Regions from separate parts of the Mus musculus genome. Here region 1 is linked to region 2. The links are chromatin loops, found by intact Hi-C in ENCODE. Cell type or tissue: left cerebral cortex. All regions are shown on one strand.

Region 1 (8,000 bases), 800 kb after region 2:
AGGGTTAAGGTTCTTTTTTTTTTTTATGCAGGAAGTTGTATAGTAAATAACATTAGGTCTGATCTACCTCATTTCCACTTAACTGCTAATCTGCACACAACCCAAGCAAAGAGCGCCCCATCCGCAGAAATGTCTGTTTGAAATGTCTGTTTGAAACCTGGCGGCTCTAGGGTAGAGGATGCCTGCTGGCCAAAGGGGCTATGTCATAGGCGCCAAGGCTAACTCTGAGAAGGGAGACCTGAGCAGATCTCAGGTCTGAGCTAGCTAAGAAAAACCTCCCACCTTCTTTCCTTAAAATAAAAAAAAAAAAAAACAAACAATGTATTTTTGCTGGTTTAGGTGCATAAACATACATCTGGGGAGTGTTAAGAGTCTCCTGTCTCGACCACACAAGGTTGGGTTTCTTTCTTTTTCTCTTCTTTACACACCTCAGAACTCCCCTAAATTTTTCAAGGTGAATGGTTAGGGGGAGGCGGCAACTGGAAACACTCCTACTTAAAAAGAAACTTTGATGTAGCCTAAATCTTTGAGGAGCCTGAAGAAACTCCAGTAGGCCGGAGGAGAAAAGTCGGCCAGGATTGCTGGTAAGTAAACTAAAAGCAAAGACGTAGGAAAATTCTGTGTAGCCGGGAGTCTAAGCAAACCCGACTTCTCTTCAGCTTAAGGCTTTCCTCTCCCTGGACCGTGGCAACCACCAGAGTCTCTTCCTCACACCACCGGTAGGTAGGACGCCTAAAACTCAAATGCACTAGCTTTTGAGGGTGGAGAGCAAAAGGAAATAGAAAGAAATGCACGTATTTGGGCCTTTTCTGAAAATATAAATGGAGAAACAAAACGCAAGGCTCTGGCGAAAGACCCCTTCACCGGCTAACAAGAAGCTGGAAGTCCTTCGGGGGAGCCCAGTTCCAGGCCGGCCTGGCCCGCACTGCTGCCCGGCCTGAAAGGCTCGGCGCCTGCAGGCAGCGCTTGAGATTTCTCCCTGGCTGCAAAATCTACAACCTCGTGTGGACCAGGACTGCATTTCGGCGCTTGCCAGGTGAGTGTGCCTGGCCCCAAGGACACCGGCAAAGAGAGGTGCCTGCTACGTGCGCTCTTTTATTTAAAAAAGAAAAAAAGAAGAACTCTCCCAACCAGCGACACTGCTTCCTCGCCCATTTCCGGGCCCCCGATACTTTTTTTAAATGAACTAGTAACACACTTAGGAGCTTTGGCTTGCTCTGCCCAGCCAGGGTCTCTGGCGGTCTCGTGGACCCAGGAAAACAAACGCGGATCCAAAAGGTTCCAGCGCCAAGGTGGACTCACCGTGGTGGGTCGGAGGATACCTCTGCACCGTAGCCCTGACGGAGTTTCCGTAGTAGGACGGGACGTGGTTGCCTTGACCATCGATGTTAAAAAGTACGTCCACCTCTTCCGTCAGCGGATACTGAGCTTCCATGTACGAATGGCCGAGGCCCGGGTGGTGCGTGTCTGGGTGCTGACCGTTGAGGACCGCGGGGTGATGGTGGCTCACCCAGCGCGGCTGGTCCGCAGTCACCTCCATGTCCTCGGCTGTGCTCGCGCCCTCTCGCCCGGCCCGGAACCCTCGCGGGTAGAGGGAGGGCTGTCGGCCTGGGAGGTCCGCGGACTCCTGCCGTCGGAGGCCCAGGAGAGGGGTCGTTTAATGGTTTGTTTGCAGTTAAGGGTATAGAAAAGGAGAGCAAAAAGGAGGGTTTAGGGAGGAAAGAAAAATCTTTGCGGGATAGTTTAGCAAAAGAAAGGAAGGGAAAGAAGAAAAAGAAAAGAATGAGGGCGATCCCCCCCCCCAAAAAAAAAGCAGACACGGAGGAATAAAGGGGTCAAAAAAAAAAAAAAAAAAAGGAGGGAGAGAGGAATCCGAGTGTGACCACACTGCACACTGATTCCTTGGCGCTCAGAGACGGTTGCTCTTCCGATCACCTGCAAGGGAGAGAAAGAGAGACCTGAATGAGGTGTAAGAACTTTTAACACCTGAAATTCTGGAGGGCACTAGGTCTTCGCAAGCTTCCTGCAGGGCCGACTCACCCGGGACGTGCACACGCACGCGAAGACCCGGAGGGAAAGAAGCCAAGCTCCGCAGCACACCTCCGACAGCCAGGCTCGCAGGAGCCCAGGACTGACTAAGCAATTAAAACTTGGGGACAAGTCCTCCCTGGAGGACACCGGCCCCAGGATCTTTCCAACCACTACAAATCCTCCAAAAGGAGAAAGCTGAGCTTTTAGTTTACAAAAAACCAAACAAACAAACCCCCAAACACACACACACAAACAGTCCCTCCAAGAGGAGGGAGTGATATCAAACTTAAAAAAAAAAAAAAAGTCACAAGTCACAATACCAACCTGAGTAGCAAGGAGCGTAGAGGAGGAGGAGGAGGCGTGTGACCTGCCCGGTCAGATTGCGTAGCTCTCTATGTCTCGCTCTCTCAGTCTCTCTCTCTTTCTCCTCTCCCTCTCTCAGTATTTTTTTTTTACAGGGAATGCATTCTTTCTGAAACTATCAAGACGGCGCCAGGCAGCTCAGTGTTCGCAGACAGCTGTGGCGCGACGCAACTTAAGGAGGTTCTAGTGTCATCCGCGCCGAGGGGGAGGAGCCTGGCGCTGGCAGGAGGGGACACGATCCTCAGCACAAGGAAACTGCAACCCAAACCCGCTCCAGGACTTCACCTCCACCCCCATCCCATCCCCCCCACCCACCCCGGCACACCGCCGCCCCTCCTCCCGCCCCTCTACTGACCGGAAAGGGGCGCCGCCAAGGGCCGCCTAGGGCAGAGGGGCCGCGGGCAGGGTGGGCGAGGCCCGCCCGGGCTTGGGGCAGAGGGGACAGGCAGGAGGGAATTCGCTCTCTGGCCCTTTAAATGTAGCAAAGCCGATTCATTCGGGCTCAGTAGATTATTCCGTACGAGTGAAACCCGGCTGCCCCATTCATAAAGCTAATTTCCATAAGCAGACTTTTCGATACTTTTTTAAAAATGAGCAAACTTTTAAATTAGGATTCAAGCCAGAACGTTTTTCAGTTTATATCAGCTTAGGGGCTATGTGCATGTAAAACAGATTAGAAAAGTTTCATGGCGAAGTAACTGAAGATTTGCCTCCGAACCAGCTTTCCGGGAGGCTGCTGAATCGCGCGGAGGACCTGGGCTTTGATTCGGACGCCCGCGTTATTGTTATGGTCTCTGCTTGCTTTCCCAAACCTCTCCAGAACGAACAGCGTCAGCTGTTGCAGCTGTCTTTTTCGGATCTAATGATATCATCAATGTGTGCTTTTGACCTTAGTGACAACGCGATGCATAAAAAGCTGGCTTAGCGAGACCTAGGCTCACTGGTCCCCGAAGTACCGTGTACAACTAACTTGATCTTTGCTGCGATAGCCTAACTTTTCTCTTCGCCTAGCTCGGGGTGCTACTTTATTCTGCTTTCACCCGAGGAAAACGGTCCCCTCTATAATATCCAACCCTGACCTCCGGGGTGGACCCAGCCGCAACTTCCCTGGACATTTTGGGTCTCTGGGACAGGGTCTGGTGGGAGGGCCGCAAGCTGACACAGGAGAGAGGCTGGAAGACGCCCAGTAGAGAGGCTGGGCGGACGAGGGCGGGGCCATTTGTAAGGACCAATCATCGGGAGATACCACGACCGGGCCGCAGTCGCCCCGCCCCACGGGCTCCAACCTCTGCGGCCCTGTTCCGTCCTTTGAGTCACTGCATCCCCTAGTGGCGTTGAGGTTTCTGCAGCCTGGGTCCAGAAAACACTGCCCGGATGAGCAAGGTCCGAAAGAGACTTCGGGTGCACCCCAGGGCAGTGTAAGAGGTGTTCCCATTCCACCCTCCAGGGCAGAGAGCTTGGCTTTAGAGGGTTACTGGAACTGAAGGCGTCATCCCCTCTTCATTTCTTTACCCCATAATATTTCCCACTTATTCAAAACTTGGATTCCCGACAAGCCCTTTCTTAAAAGTTCCAAGTAACTTCTTCTATTCTACTGTGGAGAAAAGCCATCAATATCTACCTTGAAGCCAGTGGAGTGCGGGGAGAGGGAAGGTGCGTTCTTTTTACAATACAACCCTTGAAGAAGACAAAATTTATTTAGAAATGTGCCCTGCGGGCTTGGGTTTGGAGCTTCTCCTGACACCCCCCCCCCTTTTACATCTGATCTTTGACTGAAATCAAGGCTGAATTTCTAAATACAAATTACGAAGATACCTTTTTTTTAAAAACGAGTCTTCCCTCCCTTCTGAGTTCACCCTGCACCCCTTGGTCCCACGTTTATGAGGGCGGCCCAGTCTTAGAATATCGATTTTTTTACTTTCACTCTTTGACCAACCCATCTCTCCTGGGCCAATCAAGCTGCCAGCATCTCTTCCAGCTCACGGCGCTCTCAAAACCTTTTAATTATTTAGTTGCTGTCTAACATTCACCGGAAACCATTCCATAAACAAGCAGAGAAGACCGCACACACATTTTTGCTAAAAGGCCCGGGATTAAGATCTAGAATGAGAGTTTAAAAGGGAAAAATACTATTGCTGTATCACTCATGAGTTGTATAAGGCATCAGTCAGCCAGTCCCTAGTTCACAGCTTCGAGAAAAGTCTCGAGTAAGCATATCTCTTTGGTCCCGGGCACCGAGATGTAGATGATAATAATAATAATTTTTTTAATGCGCAAAAGAAATCCTTCTGGAGACAAGAAAGAAAGCTGCTGACGCCAAGAACTGAACATGTTAGTCTATACGGCTTAGAACGTATTTTTAAAGACTGAAAAAGAATATACTTCTGAAAAGGATGGCTTCCCTAGTAGGGGCGCCTCTCTAATAGATGTAGTAGTGGGGATGGAGAGGATTATTCGTCTTAATTCAATCACCAGAGGAGCTAGACTGGATGCAAAGACACTCCCCTCCCTTGGAAAAACAAAATATCTAATAGGCCCCTCCAGGTCTGAGGTAGTTTAGGGTTGGCAGAGAGGGGTAGGGGGCCTGAGGCTAGGCGCCCCGGGCACTGGATCCAGCCTGTAGGGGGTATTTAACATGTAATTCCCAGCCGGTCCGCCCCTGTTCCCGGACTGACAGTGGGTAATTGGGAAAGAGGACGTTGCTCTTTTGATGGCCCGCGCCGGCCAGTCTCGCCGACGCCACACTGGGTTTGACGTCACGGGCCGGCCCCAGAGTCAGAAACACAGAGCAGGGGAGGGGGAGGGAAAAAGAGAGGAGGGGGATACCGGAGAGGGAGGGCCGAGGTCGGCTCCGAGACCCACCGGGAAGAAGGGGGAAGGGATCGAGTCCGGAGAGGCTGCGGCGCGTGGCCTGAGGCGGAGAGCTGGACTCCGGGGGTCTGGGCCAGGACAGGCGCCGGTCTGACCCGCCTTGCTCGCAAATGCAGGCCGGGCTTCCTCTTCCCTTGGCGGGTGGTGGGGGAGGGGAGGGGGCTTGAGGCCGGAGGGAAAGGTGGTCCCAATCCTTCAGTTCCAGAGAGCTACAAAGCTGATCCGGGCCTCGTTAAGGGACGTCTGGGTGCCCCCTTAAAGACCTGGGGTGCCACCACCACCACAACCCCAAGGCACACCGGGTCTGGCTCGGTGTACCGCATTCCCCTTCTTCCCCTGGAGCATCTGGCGGAGCTGGGGGAAAGGCAAGAGAAAGCCATCAAGGAGAATGCTGTTGCCGCTGCTGCCTGGAGTCTTTGGCTCCTGCAGTTCATGAGGCCTCTCTCTATAGGGTAAGGGGCTGACGAACGCTACGGTTCCCTGGGGACTCAGCATCTGGAGCGGAGCAGGCAAAGGCTCAGCTAGAACCGGGATCTGGGGCTGTTGTACTTGGATAGCCGGAGTCAATTTGGCCTATCTGAAAACCCAGGCCTTGAGGCTGCTGCTGGAGGCGTCAAGTTGAGCAGGGTATGTGTGCCCTCTTGGGGAAAGGGTAAGAAATGGATCTGACTTACTCTATGCGTGGAGTAAGCTGAGACACCCCTCACCCCCCTACACACACACACACACACACACACACACACACACACACACTTGCCCATCCTCAGGTCCCTCCCACTCGCCTTCACTAGGGCGACCCCATCCCTCTAGAAGTAGACACAACCGGTCCCCTTCAGAATTTGGAAGCCCTGATTGAAAAAAAAGGTTTAGCGAGTGATTGGGCCTCATCACTTGGGGCCATGGACCCAGAAGGTAGAAATCCACCCAGAGTCAACAACCCGAACCTGACTCCGAGAGAGACCAGGCGAGCTCCGCGGGGCCGAGATGCGAAAAGATGCTACTTTGGGGGTCGCGGGGGTGGGGGGGTTGTTGAGCGCAGCCCTCCAGAGAGTGACCTGCAAAGCCAAACCCCGGGGGTCGAAGTACTATAGTTACTAATCCTGGGCAGGGGTAGAAAGCGTGCCTCGGAATGCCTAGGGCTGTCATTTGAGCGTGTTTACTTAGGGACTTTGCACGCCGAGCGCAAGCGGAATAGTAGGATTCTCCTAGAGGCAGCAAATGTTTGCAGGCTGGAAAACGAAGCGGAGCGGGGCGTGCTGCCTTGTCCCTCCTCCCGGAGCCAAGGCGCCGGCCTGGGCGGATCTGATGGCGCGGTTACCGACTGAAGTGAAGCCCGGAACCTGAAGGGCTGGGAGGTCGGGGAGAAAGCAGAGCAGCACCGAAGGCCAGAAATTAAATTCACAGCCCGGGACCCCGACGACCCAAGGACTAGGGAAAAAGTCACTTCCCATTCCAGCTCGATCAATCTTCCTTCCATGCGATTGATTAATAGAAAACGAAGTGAAAAGACCGTGGTCGCTGTGCGTCTGGGAAGGAAGCGAAGGGCAGAGGTATCCAGGCCGGCGCCGGTACCCCCTTACCACCGGTTCACAACCCGGAGGTCTACATCGCCTCGGACTAGGGAAGCGGGGCGGTGGCGAGAACCCAGGGAGACCGCGCGGGACCTTTAATTGGGTGTATCCGTTTTAACAGTGGCCATTGTTGAAGCAATTAGCGAGAGACAATAACCACCGAGATGCGTTTAATTCGATTCCGTGCACGCTGCAATCCCCGCCCGGGCTCTGCGATATGCAGGCCTGGGATAACCCGGAGGGTCTGGTTGTGAAGGTACGGGTTGGGTTCCTTGATCATTTTGTCTTAGGCATGGAAGTTGTAAAAGAAAGGCGGGAGGGGGAGCTAGATCTGCCCCCAAGCAAGCCACGGTAGGAGACTCATCCTTGGTCATCCCCCGGACCACTGTTCTTTCTTGGAGCATGGGTTGGAGCTGCGGCCGCCTGGTCAATCCACAGTGCCTGTTTGAGAGGAGAAAAGCCGGGAAGACTGGGACATGGATCCAAGTCTCAATCTTACTTCCCCGCCTCGGTTTCTCGAACTAAATCCTAATTGCCTTCCCAATCCGGGGAGGAGCAAAGAAGAGACCCTGCTTAAGTCTCACAACACACTTCCTCTCCTCTGGAGCCAGCCCCTGTACCCCCTCCTCCGTTTTAACCTCCGGATTAAGTTACCCAGGCCAGGCGAGGGTTTTTTACTGGATACGAGAATAGTACAGGTAAAGCTGTATAAATAGTTCGCCAGCTGCGGAGCAGGAGGGTTATGCCGGGGACACAGTCCCAAGGCGCCACCAGTCAGCCTGGCTTGAGCTTACAAAACGGCTGGGGAGGCCACTTTGCCTCGGCGACCCGGACCTCATAGGTTAAACACATATTACGTTATCACCTTAGCTTTCACCATGTCCTCTTTTCTCTTTTTTCCCCGCATGAGCTGAAATACAGAGAAGAGAGCAAAATCAAACCGCGGTGGAAAACGAAGCAAGCAGCGGGGCCATGCTGGCTGAGGCTTCCTGCTCCTCAACGGAGACACCTTTCCAATTAAAACAGTAGACATGGGAACTTTAGTGATGTAAAGAAAGAAGGTTGCTAAAAGTCACTGGCCAGGAGAAGAAGCTGGCTGTAGAAGCCTGGGGGTGGGGGGACCCATGGGAATTTAAATGAAAAGGCTATGCACCCGCAGATCTC
Region 2 (8,000 bases):
AAGCTTCAAGGTTATTGTTTCTTTCCCAAGCAACAGCCATCATCTAAATTTTAAAGCACTACTCAGAATTTACATGATCTATGCCAGCAGGCTACAGTTACTTAATTCTGAGTTAAGGCACATAGTGTTCTCAAAACACCTGCATTAGCACTCATTCCAAACACACACACACACTGCACAATGCATTGCCAAGGACTTGCTACAACATAAATTCTGAGACATTCCTGTATAGATTCCAGCTCACTGTGTAACTCTTTGCTGGTGGTAAACTTTGCCTTTCAACTCTGCCACAATAACTCAGTCTGAAGTTTTCGAAAATATTTGAGGAGCAGTTGTGAAAACTTAGGAGAACCTTGAGGCCATTTATGCCCCTGGATAAATATGTTTCCTGTACAACTGCTTATTTCAGTGTCTCATGAAGGAGACAGAGCAGAGTCTCATTCCCATCCATCAGTGTTTGTGTGCCTCAGTCTACATAGTGAAAACAGGGCAGGTGCTTTTTCATTCAAACCAGCGTGTCTTTCACAGGAAGCATGGGGGCTTCTCTTTTCTTTAATATCCGGAGAACACCAGAGGGAGATTTGATTTGAAATGAGTTTTTCTTTTCATGTCTCATCTTATAATGAAGGAAATCTAGGAACTCCAGGACTTTACAGCATGACCTTCAAGGCAGTAAAACACACACACGCACACGCACATGCACACACACACACACAGAAATACAAATAAAAATAGGGTTTTTGTTGCTTTACTCAGACATGGGCCCAAATTGTGTGTGTGTGTGTGTGTGTGTGTGTGTCTGTGTGTGTGTATATGTGTGTGTCTGTGTGTCTCTGTGTGTGTGTGTGTGTGTGTGTCTGTGTGTCTGTGTGTGTGTCTGTGTGTGTGTCTGTGTGTGTGTCTGTGTGTGTGTGTTTGTGTCTGTGTGTGTGTGTGTCTGTGTGTGTGTGTGTGTGTGTGTGTGTGTGTGTGTGTTGGTATTGCTGTGTTATTTTCTGGAGTGAGCCACTCTCAGAGATTCACAGAGGTAAGTACATAGCAACATGGAAATCAATAGGAATTTTCTACGTGGTATATCGAAAAGTAAAAGTACAGCAAACCTATTTCTTACATGGCTTATCTCAGAAAAGTTAGCCAAATCTCTGTCATCAGTGTCACATCTGAAAATCTCTCCATTACTGTAATTGCCTTCACAGCTCTTTGCAACAAAAATACCTAGAATCCCAAGTGTCATATTTATTGAGAAAAAAGGTCCACATGGGCTGTATTGAATGTGTTACTGTACTTTGTCTTTCAAAATTAATTACAGTTTTATTCACTTAAACTTGCTCTCCCATAAAAGTAGAAAAGCCTTTCTTTCACTTATTCCCACCGTAAAAATAGATAACCCATAAAGACCCATCTGAATTTTCTAACCTATAAAAATCTACAGATAACTCAGGTTAGGGTTTTTCTATTATTATAACAATGGAGATGTATTTATTATTACCAGAAAGTGACTTATAAATATCTGCAGTTTAAAATGAGTCATATTATTGAAGACCCAGTCCCTGTTGAGGAGTGTTATACAGTTCTTAATGGTCTCCAAAGGGGACATTTGTGGGCCTCAGCTATTTCTGACACTTGTTACGAATCATCAACGTATAGGGCCTTATATTTACTCTAAAGAACATACACTGATAATTTTTCAATATTTGAATGAAGCAACTCAAACATCCTGGATATAGTTCAGCTATCCTACAAAGAATCCAAGACAACTGGCCACTAACTTAGTGTCTTACTTAATAGTGGGACAGAGGAGTGAGCTGCTCTCCCTTGAGCTAAAGAAAGAACAGTGAGATCTTTGCCCTCTGGTTTAGAAGCTCAACCAGAAAGCCATATATGCAAAGCCTACGGTGTCTTTAAATATTTCATTCTCAACAAGTGACTTTTAGGAGCACAGCGTGAATTGGCTGGATACTGGCTTCCTATCTGTAAGCTGTTTAAATGAGCCTCAGCAAAGTAGGCATGACAACAAATATCAGAAATTTGCCCATTCTGATGTAATTTCTGTTTGTTTTTGGTATTTTTTTTCCTGTCTGGGTCTCTCTCCCTTGTTCCCAGGCAACTCAACAACATGCCTGCGCCTTTTCTGAGCTCGTTATCTCTCAGTCATTGTGATAAACACGCACTGAGCATCTGCAGTGGACATAATGTTTTATTGAAGGCTTGAAACACGACTCAGAGAATATTTCACCCTTGTCTTCTAGGAACTTAGCTTATAACTAAAGATCCCAGATAAAAATCATTAATAAAAGCTGAAGCATCGGGACATGTCCCCAGTTCAGATTGGCTTCTTGCTACCAGTGACCCAGTGGTCAGGGAGCCATGATTGACATATAATTGTAAGACTCCACAGAGGAAGAGCCAGTCTCTCCTTGCTATTTAATATTGCTGTCCTCCATCCTCCTGCATTTATTCCACAGCCAACACTGGGGTTGATTATGTAACACATGTCAAATGAATGAGTCTCCCTGCTGGGGGAATGAATCGGTTGTTAAAGTGTTTGCTTTGAAACCAGGAGGATCTGAGTTTGATGCTGGGAAACTATGTTTATAAAAGAAGTAACTGTGATAGTACAAGGAAGAAATGGAGACAGGTGAATTTATGGGACTTGGGACTTGCCAGCCAACCAGGCTATCCCACCTTGCAAGTTCCAGGAGACCCTAGTTAAAAAAGAGATGGACAGAATTCCAGACGATGATACCCACGATTGTTCTTTGGCCTACACACACACACACAAACACACACACACATACACTAACTTACACACACACACACACACACGCACAAAGCACACACATTCATGTCTAAACAAAATTTCCATAACCTTACTAAGCTCATGACTGTTTTTCATAAATTTCCAACTGTCTTACAAATTCTGGGTGCCTATTGGCACAATAGATATTATGGGTCATTAACTGTAACAAGATGTATAATAGAGGAAGAGAAAAAGAAACTATTAGTTGATGTTTGAATAGATATCCCATATTCTTAGTCTTCTCTCTTTCAACAAATTTGTCCTAGTTATCTCTACAGGAAAATATGTGCATATTTACAAACATGTCACACCTGCACACCTGAGTTTAAAATAATTGTGTATAATTAAGGAAAACTAGGGATATTTGGGTGTTTACATTGCAGTTCATATACAGTTCTATTGGAGTTGAGCTCTTTGGAAATGGGAGTTGGGAGCTCTGGTTTAAAATTAAAGAGTGACCACTGGATGAGGGGCACAGAGCCAGGTGCTTCTTCCGTCTCTTCCTTATCAGTGGAGTTTTTCAATCAACCTAATCTAGCGGAACATTTCTCCTTGGTGACTGAGATATATGTGCAGGAGACAACTTTCCCTTCACCGAAAGAAATAGCTTTAACCCCTTTGCTTCCCGACTTTTGTAATTTAGGAGAAAAAGTGAGTTTCCCATAAGGCATTTCTAGGAGGAAAGAGATGCAATCTGTGCAGAAAATCAGGAGAAGCAGTGGGAAATTGCATTGCTTTATAAACCCCACTACATATAGATAATTTTCCTCCAGGGGGAAAGACAACCTGGAAATTTTACTTTAAAAAAGAATTTGTAAAGTCAGCAGCAATTGGTAAGAGTCTTCCCTGCTTCAGACATCCTTTCCCCACCCCAATAATAAAGGATAATTTGGACCCATTCCTACTTTTGTTGAACGCTGTCCAATTCTATCGTCTTTCTTCCACTTTCTCTTCCCATTTGAGAGATGATTGTGTGGCTTGTAAAATATGATGAATCACTTCAACAAGAAATATGTGGCATCTGGTTAAGCTCCTCTCTAGCATATAAATTAAGCGTGAATGACAGCCAGGTCAAAAACATTCCTTTGAAACTGGTCCCTGTGTGGCAGGTAAAAATCAAGTCTTTTCAGTCTGTCGGCAGGAGGTCCCTCTCTGACCTTTAATTCAGAGAAGTGGGTCATCTTGCCACTTCTCCTGAAAACCGTTAAAAATGGAGATTTGGGAGAGGAAAACAGAAAAAAAATGTCTTTAATAACTATGCTGAGATGAAGACTGTTAAAAGAAAATAAGAGAGCATCAGTAACCCTAAAAGATGCTGTAGAAAATACTAATAGCACCAACGGAAAGGAGCAGTAATAAAATATAGCTATGTAACACAGTGGTATTTTTCCTTTTAAAAAAATTCCTACTACTGAAAGTAGTGATGAAATCAGAAATCATCGTTTTCTGTTTCTACCTTTTGTGCCTTTTGTGCTTTTTTTTTCAGGTTAGAAATATTTCTTTCCACTCTTTTTGTTTGTTTGTTCTGTTTTGTTTTCCTCAAATCTGTCTCATGAAAGAGGTAGAATCTACATTATGAAGATGTAATTTTTGGAAAAACGTTTACGTTGTTAACCATTCTTCCCTGTGTTCTGAGTATCACCTCTGTCTAAAAATGTAATTCCTGTCCCAGGGAAGCCGGCAAAGGAGCAGAAACAGCAAGCTGGAGAAGGTTCTCTAACATTCCACATGATGGCAGAAGATCTTTTCCTTATTAAGGATCTGAAGCTCTGTAGATTTGTATTCTATTAAACATGGAGAGATTAGTGATTTTCCATATTCTTTAAGTCATTTTAGAGTAATGTGTTCTTAAGATAAATCAGAAAAACAAAAACTTGTGCTTTCCTGTTTGAAAAACAAACAGCTGTGGGGAATGGTGTCGGGACAGCCTTTTTATAAAATTTTTCTAAATAATGTTGAGGCTTTGATACGTCAAAGTTATATTTCAAATGGAATCACTTAGACCTCGTTTCTGAGTGTCAATGGCCATATTGGGGATTTGCTGCTGCCAATGACAGCACACCCTGGGAATGCCCCAACTACTTACTACAAAGCAGTGTTACATGGAGAAGATCTTCAAGAGTCTTTTTGCTAGATCTTTCCTTGGCTTTTGATGTGACTCCTCTCAATAAAATCCACAGTAATATAGTGAGTGGTCTCCTGCTCCAAACCAGTATTTCAGACACAGTTAATCCAGACATCCTCTCAACTTTATAAAATGTTTGTATGTCTTGTTTTATTTGAAATGAAAACAGACAGACTGTAAAGCTAAGATTATCTAAAATGTATAGGTGTTTACCGCACCTCCTTTATGCCTTTCCCCACCCATTTCTTACTCGCTTTATTTCCTTTTTCATTTGCTTGCTGTTTTCATGGACAAATCATGGGGAGATAAAGATATGTGCTTATAGATCAATCAGTTCACAACCTTGAGCACCCTCTCAAGTTAAATGCAGTCTTTGCTTGCATTTTGTAACAATGAAGGCAAAGTAAGAATCTTTACCGTGCACAGTTTAGTAAATGAACCTCATATGTTACAGAAGTTAGGTACCCATTACAATATACTTTATTAATTGTTTTTGACAAAATACCTGAAATAAAATGTCTTTAGGGAAAAAGTTCAGTTTTGAGAAGATTTAGGTCTGCCCTGGTGGGAAGGAGATGTGGTAAGATAGTGTAGTCCATGGCAGGAGGCTTGAGCCCATTGGCTCTTTGGGTAATCATGGACCAGGAAGTGTGAAAAACACATTAGATCCAGAGGCTCTAAACCTTCCAAGAACTTGCCCCCAGTGACTTACCTTATCACCTGTCAGGGTTTCTATTCCTGCACAAACATCATGTCCAAGAAGCAAGTTGGGGAGGAAAGGGTTTATTCAGCTTATATTTCCATACTGCTGTTCATCACCAAAGGATGCAGGACTTGAACTCAAGCAGGTCAGGAAGCAGGAGCTGATGCAGAGGCCATGAAGGGATGTTCCTTACTAGCTTGCCTCCTCTGGCTTGCTCAGCCTGCTCTCTTATAGAATCCAAGACTGCCAGCCAGAGATGGTCCCACCCACAAGGGGCCCTTCCCCCTTGATCACTAATTGAGAAAATGTCTTACAGTTGTATCTCATGGAGGCATTTCCTCAACTGAAGCTCCTTTTTCTGTGAGAACTCCAGCTGTGTCAAGTTGACACAAAACTAGCCAATACAATTGACCCCTTGTCAACTTGACACACAAACACATCACTAGTAAGCCTCAACCCTTACATTCTTATTCATCCCCAAGGTCTAAATAACTTTAAATGTCCCACAGTCTTTACATATTCTTAAAATTTCAATCTCTTTAAAATATCCATCTCTTTTAAAAATCCAAAGTCTTTTTACAATTAAAAGTCTCTTAACTGTGGGCTCCACTAAAATAGTTTCTTCCTTCAAGAGGGAAAATATCAGGGCACAGTCACAATCAAAAGCAAAAATCAATGTCCAACCTTCCAATGTCTGGGATCCAACTCACAATCTTCTGGGCTCCTCCGAGGGCTTGGGTCACTTCTCCAGCCATGCCGTTTGTAGCACACGCATCGTCCTCTAGGCTCCAGATGCCTGTACTCCACTGCTGCTGCTGCTCTTGGTGGTCATCTCATGGTACTGGCATCTCCAAAACACTGCATGACCCCTTCAGTCCTGGGCCTTCAATTGCAACTGAGGCTGCACCTTCACCAATGGCCTTCCATGGCCTCTCACAGTGTCGAGCCTCAGCTGCTCTTCATGACCCCTTCATGCCTTCAAAACCAGTACCACCTCGGTGACCCTTACATATTACCAAGTCCCACTGCAGCAGGAATACAACCTTGGCTATCTCTGGAACACAGCCTCGTTGTGCTTTCAGAAAACACTTCCCAGAAGATGTCACCTCAATGATGCTGGTCTCTTCTTAATCACCGCTAATTTCTTAGCTCCAGCTAACCAGCATCAATAGTCCCAGTAATGCCAAGTTTTTGCTTTAGTAGTTCTGGTATCTTGTTAATCACAGCTGATTCTTCAGCCCCAGCTAACCAGAACCACAGAACCTTAACCATCAAAAATAGCAATGGCCCTGAAAAGAGTCTTTAATCTTCCCTCTGAAATTTCACAAGCCAGGCCTCCATCTACTGCACTGTTCTCAACATTATCTTCCAAGCTCCTACACAACATTCAACAGAGCTCTTAATACCGAATGGATCTTCTGGCCCAAAGTTCCAAAGTCCTTCCACAGTCCTCCCCAAAACATGGTCAGGTTGTCACAGGAATACCCCACTCTGCTGGTACCAATTTGTCAGGATTTCTGTTCCTGCACAAACATCATGTCCAAGAAGCAAGTTGGGGAGGAAAGGGTTTATTCAGCTTATATTTCCATACTGCTGTTCATCACCAAAGGATGCAGGACTGGAACTCAAGCAGGTCAGGAAGCAGGAGCTGATGCAGAGGCCATGGAGGGATGTTTCTTCCCCTGGCTTGCTCAGCTTGCTCTCTTATAGAATCCAAGACTGCCAGCCCAGAGATGGTCACCCACAAGGGGCCCTTCCCTCTTGATCACTAATTGAGAAAACGTCTTACAGTTGTATCTCATGGAGGCATTTCCTCAACTGAAGCTCCTTTTTCTGTGATAACTCTAGCTGTGTCAAGTTGACACAAAACTAGCCAATACATCACCCAAGCTCTACTTCCTTAAAAAGACACAACCTTCAAATGAGCTCTACAAGCTGCAAAATTAAGATTCTAAGCAAAGGACTATACAGAATATTCTATTCCTAAACTATAGCATACAGCTTCCTATGTATGACATTAGGGAAAGACTGTTAAATGGATAAACTTTCCCAAATGATTTACACTGGTGCCATCATCTAACTATGAGAAGAAACCAGCCTAGGATAGTAATATCTTCACACTACTTTTAAATGTCTACCCTGCATTCCTATGTCTACTCAGAGACTTAACTCTCAAATAAATGTTCCTTATATTTTACTAGTTACACTTTTATAAATTATCTAACAAAACATGAGTTTTCCTCTTTGTTTATGAGCATTAGAAAGAGAAAAAAAAAGAACAAGTAAAAAAGAAACCCTAGTTCTTGTATCTAGTGTTATCATTTGAATTTAATAAAAATGCAACTTGCAAAAATAGCATTTAAACAATGCTT

The links. Peaks named below come from ENCODE experiments on the same cell type or tissue, not always from the same donor. Only the 100,000 strongest peaks of a DNase experiment are listed, where the experiment ranks them.
Region 1: a loop joins it to region 2, with 5 times the contacts of the local background. A loop is called at or near these places in 5 of 42 quality-filtered maps.

Annotation. Positions count from the first base shown.
Region 1 is chr2:9,876,050-9,884,049 of GRCm38, forward strand. It overlaps Gata3 (GATA binding protein 3), which reads right to left and starts at 2,551. Exons shown (of 6, transcript NM_008091.3): 1 at 2,356-2,551; 2 at 1,303-1,935. The coding sequence starts at 1,540. 4930412O13Rik (RIKEN cDNA 4930412O13 gene) reads left to right here and starts at 5,197. Exons shown (of 5, transcript NR_024257.1): 1 at 5,197-5,630; 2 at 5,717-5,892; 3 at 6,494-6,815; 4 at 6,958-7,092; 5 at 7,747-8,000. 9230102O04Rik (RIKEN cDNA 9230102O04 gene) reads right to left here. Exons shown (of 4, transcript NR_040511.1): 3 at 7,702-7,746; 4 at 6,992-7,277. In left cerebral cortex, a CTCF peak has its summit at 3,729; DNase peaks (open chromatin) are centred at 1,235, 3,162, 3,645, 4,514 and 5 more places; H3K4me3 peaks cover 1,098 bases.
Region 2 is chr2:9,073,836-9,081,835 of GRCm38, forward strand. No RefSeq gene overlaps it. Among named protein-coding and RNA genes, the nearest start is that of 1700061F12Rik, 110 kb to the right of the region's middle. In left cerebral cortex, a CTCF peak has its summit at 4,525 (motif pointing right); a DNase peak (open chromatin) is centred at 4,494.